Regions from separate parts of the Homo sapiens genome. Here region 2 is linked to region 1. The links are chromatin contacts, found by Hi-C in ENCODE. All regions are on one chromosome and are shown on one strand. The core of a region is the stretch at or near the end of the contact, and the rest is flanking DNA. Distances in the headings are between cores, read along the strand shown. Region 1 holds the start of HIC1 (HIC ZBTB transcriptional repressor 1). Region 2 holds the start of PAFAH1B1 (platelet activating factor acetylhydrolase 1b regulatory subunit 1).

What was found. A loop is a pair of places that touch in the nucleus more often than their neighbours do. Pooled maps may share reads with other maps.
Region 2: a pooled map shows a loop between it and region 1 (9-fold over the local background). The contact joins the promoter of PAFAH1B1 here to the promoter of HIC1 in region 1. A Hi-C loop is called at or near these places in 2 of 37 single-sample maps with no recorded cell type and 12 of 50 pooled maps.

Annotation. Positions count from the first base shown.
Region 1 is chr17:2,052,844-2,057,043 of GRCh38, reverse strand. HIC1 (HIC ZBTB transcriptional repressor 1) reads right to left here and starts at 1,941. Exons shown (of 2, transcript NM_006497.4): 1 at 1,806-1,941; 2 at 1-373. The coding sequence starts at 353. RefSeq lists silencers at 848-967, 1,018-1,427, 1,468-1,517, 1,658-2,157, 2,908-3,377 and 2 more.
Region 2 is chr17:2,591,339-2,595,538 of GRCh38, reverse strand. PAFAH1B1 (platelet activating factor acetylhydrolase 1b regulatory subunit 1) reads right to left here and starts at 1,885. Exons shown (of 11, transcript NM_000430.4): 1 at 1,533-1,885. RefSeq lists silencers at 1,037-1,086, 1,147-1,206, 1,617-1,846, 1,897-2,116 and an enhancer at 1,951-2,679.

The sequences.
Region 1 (4,200 bases), core at 692-3,191:
TGCAGGTAGCTGGCGGCGGCCAGCACGGCGCCCAGGCTCGGCTCAGCCCCCGGGGCCACGGCCGCGGCCGCAGCCGCCTCTGCGCCGTCAGCCAGGCGGCCGGTGTAGATGAAGTCCAGCACCAGGCGGAACACGGCCGGGCTCACCATGTCATGGTCCAGGTTGAGCAGGTTGTCATGCACCACCAGGGACTTGAGGTAGGCGCTGCTGGCCGCCAGCACGTTCTTGTGCGCGCGGAAGAGGGCGTTCTGCACCACGATGATCACGTCGCACAAGAAGCCCTTGGTGCGCTGGTTGTTGAGCTGCAGCAGCAGCTGCCTGGAGTGGCCGGGCGCCTCCATCGTGTCCAGCATCGTCTGCCCAGCACACTCTCCTGCGGGGACACACACCGGCCGGGTGAGAGCCGTGCGGCGCCCTGGCCGCCTGGCCCCAGCCCGGCACTTCTCCCCTCCACTTCCCCTTCCCTCAGCTGAGCGGGGGCATCAGCCCTGCGGCCTGGGCACCGGCGAAGGACCGGCTGCCCTCTGGAGTGGGAGCCCAGGCCGGCCCGCCCGGACCAGGAGAAGGAGCAGGAGGTGAGCGGCCGCCGGTGGAGGGGAGGCCAGGGCGGCCTGCACGCCCCAGGGCACCTGGCTGGGTGCTGGGGCTTCCGAGAAGAAAACTGTTCAGGCGCAGTGACCCTTTTGGAGACAGTTACCCGATTTAAGTAAAATGTCCGCTTCAGGAAAAGTCATTCAGGGCGGAGAACTTTACCCAAGTAGGGAGAAAGGGAGCCGAGGAACCAGCGCCTCCCGCCTCGGGAGAAGTTGCCCCAGTTGGGGGAAGTGATACGGAGGAGGGGAGCGCGGTGCCCGCCCTGGCGCCGCCCTGGCCGGGGGCTGTCAACCCTCGGTCGGGGCCCGGGCGGCGGCCGCGCGGGGAGCGGAGGCAGCGGCTGCCGTGGCGGGCAGAGCGCGAAGGCCGGGCCCGGCGCGGGGAGGGCGTTATATCGGGGCAGGAGGCTGAGGCAGGAAGCAGGTGGGGGGGAGGGGGGAGCCACGCAGCTCCCAGGGGAGGGAGGGGGCAGCGCCCCGGGCGGGCACGGCGCACAGCCGGCTGCGGCCCTGACCCGGGCCTGCGCCCCACCCGCGTCCCGGCCTCGGCCTGGGCCCTACACGCGCGGGCCCGGCGCCTCCCTCCGCGGCTCCCCCGGCCCCTTCTCCCCCGGAACTCCGCCGCCCCAAACTTGGGGAAAAGTTTTCCAACTGCAGACAGGGCGGGAGGAGTGCGCCGGCCCCAGGCCCTCGGCTCGCAGCTCTTCCTCGCGGCCCCCAAATCCGGCGGCAGAGCCCGGAGCCGAGCCCTGAGCTCCCCTGCCCGCTGCTCGCCCGCCCGACCCCGTTCCCCTCCTGGCCCGCGGGGCCCCGCGGCCCGTTACCTGCGGTCCCGGCGGGCCGGGCTCCCCTCCCCGCGGCGGTGGCAGCTCTTAGCCGATGCCCCACCCGCCGCTGCCAGGCCCCGAGCTGTGCCAGGGCAGCGCCCCTGCCAGCCCCGCCCGCCAGCTCCCCTTCCCTTCCCTTCCCCTCGCCTCTCCAGCCCATGTGCGGGCAGAGCCGGCCCCGGGCCGCTGACCCCGCCGTGAACCCGGCGCGGAGCCGCGGCCCGGTGGTCCTGAGTCCGAAAGGGACGACACCCGGAGCCCTGAACGCCAGCCGCCAGCCGCGATGGGGCACCCGCGCCAGAAGATGCACCCGAGGCGGCCGACGCACGAGGACCGGGCTGTCCCGGGTCCCCCGTCCCTCCCGGTCCCCGGCTCGAGGACCCACCTGGGGGGCATGTCGAAAGCCCCGGGCCCGGCTGACGGCGGATCCAGGGGGGACGTGGCTGCGCTGCCCTCCGCCCGCCGGGCCCCCGGTCGGTCTGTCCTGCTGGTCCGTCCTCCCCGCGTCCTGGTCGCGTCTCAGCCCCGCCGCGCTTTCCGCACACTCTTATCTGGAGCGGCCCGGGCCGGCGGGCGCTGCTGCGGCTATGGCGCCACCTCGCGGGCGCGCAGGGCTCTGCGCGGCAGGCCGCTGCCTTCCTCCCGCGCACCTGAGCTGGAGGCGCACAGATGCTGAGCCCGCGGGGAGGGGCCCACCCTACCCGCAGGTTCGCCCTCCCACCTGTACCCACCTGGGACCCCGACCCCGGACACGCGAGTCCCAGAAACCCTGGGGCTTTGAGCTGAGCGCTCCCATGTACGTATTTCTAGGCACACAGCCCCAGTTCGGAAAAGTCCTGCCCGCGAGCACGGGACTCGGGTGGTGGGGGAGAGGTTATCCTGCGCAGGAGTAGCCGAGCTCTCCTGGAACTCCCCGTAGACATTACTGTACGGCACTGTCCACTTGGACGCACTCCCCAACACACCCACCCTCACTCAGGCGCATGGATTCGGTGTGCGCGGCATAAACTGATTTGTCCCCAGCCCTATCCAGGCACTGATACTAACAGGCGCTCATGTTTCCAGAAGCACACCCGCCCCTTCCCGCAGCCCTAGCGCTCTGGGATACTCCAGGGGCAGCCACGTAGGGCCCTCCGGGAACCTGGGCAGAGGTGTTACCCACACAGCCCGCCCTGAACTTTCGGGTCTCCTAAAGGAACCCACGACGAGTCATCAGGGCGACTGGAAGTGGCTGGACAGCGCCTCCGGGGGGTCCAAAGAAGTAACCATGGGGCCCTAGAATCCCCCTGTACGCCGTTTTGAAGAATCCCGCGTGGACTTCTTCTCCAACCCACCCGCCCGAAGGAAACAACAGGGGCGCCTGCGGCTGGGACCCCGCAAGGTCCCGCGCCCCACGTGAAGGTCAGGTTTGTGTGGGTGACGTCTCTTCTGGGAGAAAGGGGACCCCGCACTGTCGCGCCGCTGCTCGCAGTACTACTCCGGAAGTGGCCCCGTGCAGCCCCGCCGCGCACCAAGCCTCCTGCGAACGCCGGATCTCCGCGGCCCACGCTCCGCCTCCGCCCCGCACCTCCTGACCCCCGCCCACACACGGCGTGGAGCGGGGGGGGGGGGGGTCCCCGAGAACTCCGCCGCTTCCGATTGGCTGCGCCTCCCTCCACCGCGGAGCGCGAGGGGCTGGGGCGCTGCGTTACCATGGCAACCGGTGAGGTGCGCCCAGATCCTGTCCCTCCGAGGCCTTGGAGAGCTTAGCAACCGCGCTCGCCGCCCCCCGCGCTGTCCTCTGGCCCCCATGGCCCCGCCAGAGGTACCGGCTGAGTCACCGGGCGAGGGGCAGCGGGCGCGGCTACCAGCGGCCCCCGAGCGACACCAAGGTCTCGGGCGCCCCCCGGAGGCTCCCTTTGCTGCGCAGGCGACTTCACGGCTTCGGTGCCTGGCGGAGGCTTCGGTCCAAACGAGTCCGCCTGATTCCCGCCGCTGCCTGAGTCCGCCCCATGTTCTGGATCCATCTTACCCACTCCCTCTCCCATGTCTCCCCATAGCATCCTCACTTTAGAAGCAGTGAGGTCCCAAAGAGGAAAACGGAGGCCTCCGGAGCTGCCGGTCTCTAGGGAAGGCGGACCCCGACATCTCGCCCGAGGGACGTGCTGCGGCCTGAGGTGGAAGTTACGGAGTGTTGAGGGGAGGTGGAGAGGCTCCTCATAAGTGCTCCTAGAGCTGGGCTTTGACGGATGAATAGGAGTTCTTCTACCGAGCAGGAAGGCATTTGTGAATAACAGAATCCCTGGAACAAAGGCTAGCGGCAAGAAAACTGGAGCTCTAGTAGGCCAAATCCAGACTATGCAGGGCCTCTCTGACCCCATCTCTTTTATCTTTTCTCTTTTTGATAGAGTCAGATCCCCCACCCCCGACTTCCAAAGAGCCCCTCCGCCCCATGTATCTTGTGCAGTGGAGTCTGTGCATTGCTAACCTGCCCCAGGGGTCTGCTGTGCCCACAGTCTTTATTCTTCAGCGTTCCCCCACATCCGCTCCCCAAGTTAACTTACTGCCCCTAACCCCATCCTCAAGCCCTCATTGCTTCTGTAAGGGAGGGTCTCACAGCCCTGCCCCAGCCCAGGCCCCTAACCCCATCCTCAAGCCCTCATTGCTTCTGTAAGGGAGGGTCTCACAGCCCTGCCCCAGCCCAGGCCCCTAACCCCATCCTCAAGCCCTCATTGCTTCTGTAAGGGAGGGTCTCACAGCCCTGCCCCAGCCCAGGCCCCTAACCCCATCCTCAAGCCCTC
Region 2 (4,200 bases), core at 636-3,135, 540 kb before region 1:
AAGCTTTTACTATATATTCAACATCACTATGACACAGTCAACAGGAAATTTTCCTGATTATGAGACTGGACCCCGCAGCAATTAAGCCGCCCTGCTGCAGCAAAAAAAAAAAAAAAAGCAAACACTCCTGTGGCAAAAAGGGAGGGATGACATTATCACTGGTATGAAAGGCCCAAGCACTGTCTCCTCCGCCCTAGCCTCGAAAAGAAATTCACACAAAATAACCCACCCCCCCAACAAAAACAGAATTGCCAAAAATGGCACAAATTGTTTGTTTGGCCTTTAAAACCTTATGAAACTCCAAGACTGTGTGCTTAAAGGAGAGATGGGAATATCAGTAATATCTCTATTTGTCCGGACTGCCACTTAAGGAAAGAGGGAGGGGGGACCTTGGCATGACATCGCCCATTGAGAACGAGACCACAAATCTGGTCCTCCTCTTCAAAGGCGTATTTTCTTAACCAAAAGACTGATATAAATTGGGCCCAAACCCCAAAAGAAAATTTCCTGCCCTCTTCCCAAGGAGTTTCTTGCTAAGTCACTGAAGAAAGGTAGCATAACATATAAAGCTATGGTACCTTGCTCTCTCCTACTAAATACGGAAAACCTCTTCCCCTCTACTGCTACGTTTAGAGGTGCAGAGTCAAAATGTGTCGACCACCTCAAAGGCATTTTCTCATGTGGGAGGCTAAAGAGGGTAAATATGCAGAGGCACTGCGTTTCCCAAAGGGGCAGGGAGATGAGATTAGACGAAGGGGAATGGCAGGGAGCCTCGAAGCTGAATGTTAACAGCATCAAAAGGCAACTCCCGACCGAGGAGCCGGTGGCAGAAAGAAAATCCTGCCAGATTCGGTGGGTGGATGCTGCGGATTGCTCGGTGGGCCGGGCTGCCTCTCCTCGGCGGGTGCTGAGGCTGGACCGCCGCACCGGGGGCCAGGGAGACGGTGGGCCACCCTCCGCTGGTCAACCCCATCTTAAGGACCAGTCGGGGACGGAATGCCTGGAAGGCCCTATGAGTGCCCCGGCGGCGCGGGGCTGAGCCGGTCCCCGAGCCGATAACTGAGGGTGGGGTGGGGACTGCGGTGCTCGTCTCCGCGGCCGGGGAGAGCAGGGCCGATCCTTTTCCCCAAGATCAGAGAGCTACCTGGTCCCCACGCCCTTCCAACCCAAGAATACTTTTCTTGCTAAGTCACCGAGGGAGGAGGGCGATCCCTTCTTGGGGAGGGCCGCGGGGCGGGGGTCGCAGAGGCGCCGGCAGCCCCCAAAGCCGGGCCCGGGAGGAGAGGAGCGAGGGCAGCGCCCTCCCCGGACAGTCCCCCTCCTCCGGGTCTCTCACTCAACGGCCGTCGCGGCCGCCATTTTGAGAGCGAGGAGAGAAGAAGAAGGAGGAGGCGGCGGCGGAGGCAGGGGGAGGGGAGAATGGGAGGGAGGGGACCGGCGCAGCCACATCGTCAGGCCGCCGGGTCCGGCCTGCAGCCGCCCGGGCGCGGTGGAGGAGACAGAGGGGAGGGCGCAGACCCGCGCCGCCTTACCGGAGCGCTGCACCGCCGCCTCCGCAGGGCCTCTTCCGTCCTTCACTCCCATCCACCGGCGGGGGAGGGGGAGGGAGAGGGGAGGGAGGAAGGAGGGAGGGAGGGAAGGAGGGGGGAGGATGGCGCGCTGGGCCCGGGCCCGGGGAGGGGGAGGGGAGGGGAGCGGGCGGGCTCCTCAGCCGTTCCGGGGCTCGAGTCCAAGCTCGGCGCTCGCGGTTTCTCTCGCTCGCGCCCGAGCGCTCCCCTCCTTCTCCTTCTCGCTCCCTAGACTCCCGTGTCGCTGCTCCTCCGCTCGCTCACTCGCTCTCCCGGCCGCCGGACTCCGCCGCCGCCCCGCCGCTCCAGCTCCGTCTGTCACAGGAGCTGCCCCAACGCCCTGACGTCACCGCGCCGCCGCCGCCGCCGCCGCCGCCGCCCCAGACCCGCCAGGAAGAGGGAGGGGCGGGCGCCGGGAGCGGAGGAGGGGCTGCGGCGCATGCGCCGGGCTGGGCCGGGCCGGGGCCGCGCTGCCTTCTAGCGGGCGGGCGGCTGAGCGGTGCCACCCGGCCGGCGGGCGAGTCTGCGTGCGAGGTGCTGCTTCTCACGCTCCGCACGCTTCTGTTAACCTTGGGAGAGGCTCTTTTTTCCCAGCCCCTCGTCTGACTTGCGGCCCCTTCTGAACTCTGGCTCTGCTCACCTCGCTGCCCTGCTTTTGCGCTCATGCGGCCGACCGCGGCGTCCCGTTGGCACCGTGTGTGGCGGGCCCCGGGAGGCGCGAGAGGCAGCGGGGCCCGGCCACCTACCGCCCCTTTCTGCCTCCGGCCTCCGAGATGATTTCCCAGTTTGGGGGGGAATGAGGGAGGGGAGTAGGCTGGCTGGCTTGGGAGGAGGAGCTGTTGAGGTTAAAAGGCAGATGGAATGCTGTCATTGTCTTGATTTGTATTATAGATTCTTAATTGGGAGGACTCGCTTTTGGATATGATTCAGCTATTCTTCTCCTTAGTCACACACAGACATCAGAGTCTCTCCAGGTCTCGAAACGGATGCCCAAAGAAAGGCCTGGAACTGTATCCCTATAAGGGATGTCTGTGTGTGTTTGCTAAATTATGGATTGAAATATTGATGACAAGAGTCGTCTTGGGGATTTGTAGTTAATTTATTCCACACAGATACCTATGATTTTTCTTTTCTTTTCCTTTTTTTTTTTTTTTTTTTTTTGAGACGGAGTCTCGCTGTGTCGCCCAGGCTGGAGTGCAGTGGCGCGATCTCGGCTCACTGCAACCTCCGCCTCCCGAGTTCAAGCGATTCTCTGCATCAGCCTCCCGAGTAGCTGGGAGTACAGGCACTTGCCACCACGCCCAGCTAATTTTTGTTTTTTGTTTTTGTTTTTGTTTTTGAGATGGAGTCTCGCTCTGTCGCCCAGGCTGGAGTGCAGTGGTGCAATCTCCACTCACTGCAGGCTCCGCCTCCCGGGTTCACGCCATTCTCCTGCCTCAGCCTCCCGAGTAGCTGGGACCACAGGCGCCCACCACCACGCCCGGCTAATTTTTTTGGTATTTTTAGTAGAGACGGGGTTTCATCATGTTGGCCCGGATGGTCTCGATCCCTTGACCTCGTGATCCGCCCGCCTCTGCCTCCCAAAGTGCTGGGATTACAGGCGTGAGCCACCGTGCTCAGCCGACCCTTGATTTTTAAAAAGCGAGATTTGGGGTTCTGAATAATTCAATATGGGCTATTATTTTAATAACAGGTTTAAATGAGATTATCTTATCATTCATTTGTATTGTCCAAGGAAGCTTTTTTCTTGAAACAGGCTTAAGCTTATGTGTACTGATTTTATTGCGTCACTTTATGTAGGTAAATATATATATATATACTGCATTTGAGAAGCAGCAGAGTTAACGAAAGAGACAACTTAGGTGTAAATCCTGGACCCCGCACTTGCCAGAAGCGCGACCTGGGGCAAATTACCATACCTCTCTTTGGCCTCAGTTTCTCAATAAAAGACACCTAATAACTAACCCGGCTTTTGTGAGAATTACAGAGGAGGTGCAGCCTGTGTAAAGTATCTTAGTTTCGTGGGGACTTATAGGTAACTCATGTAAACATTACTGTTGCTTGATACCAAAACAAGTTTCCTTTGTTCAAGAAAGGTTATCTCTGCCAGGCACAGGTTGCTAACCCCTGTAATCCCAGCAATTTGGGAGGCCAAGGCAGGGATGGGGAGGTTGGGAGGGGGGCCGTGGATCACCTGAGCCAAGGAGTTGGAGACCAGCAGGTGCAACATAGTGAAACCTCATCTCTACAAAAAAATTTTAAAAATTAGCTAAGTGTGGTGGCACATGCCTGTAGTCCCAGCTACTGGGGAGGATGAGATGGGAGGATTGCTCAAGCCCTGGAGATCCAGACCAGCCAGGGCAACAAAGCAAGATCTCATCTCTAAAAACAAAAAAAGAAAAGAAAAACAGCCGGGCGCGGGGACTCACGCCTGCAATCCCAACACTTTGGGAGGCTCAGACAGGTGGATCACTTGAGGTCAGGATTTCGAGACCGGCCTGGTCAACATGGCGAAATGCCATCTCTACTAAAAACACAAAAATTAGCCGGGCATGGTGGTGTGTGCCTGTAATCCCAGCTACTTTCGGGACTGAGGCATGAGAATCGCTTGAAGCCGGGAGGCGGAGGTTGC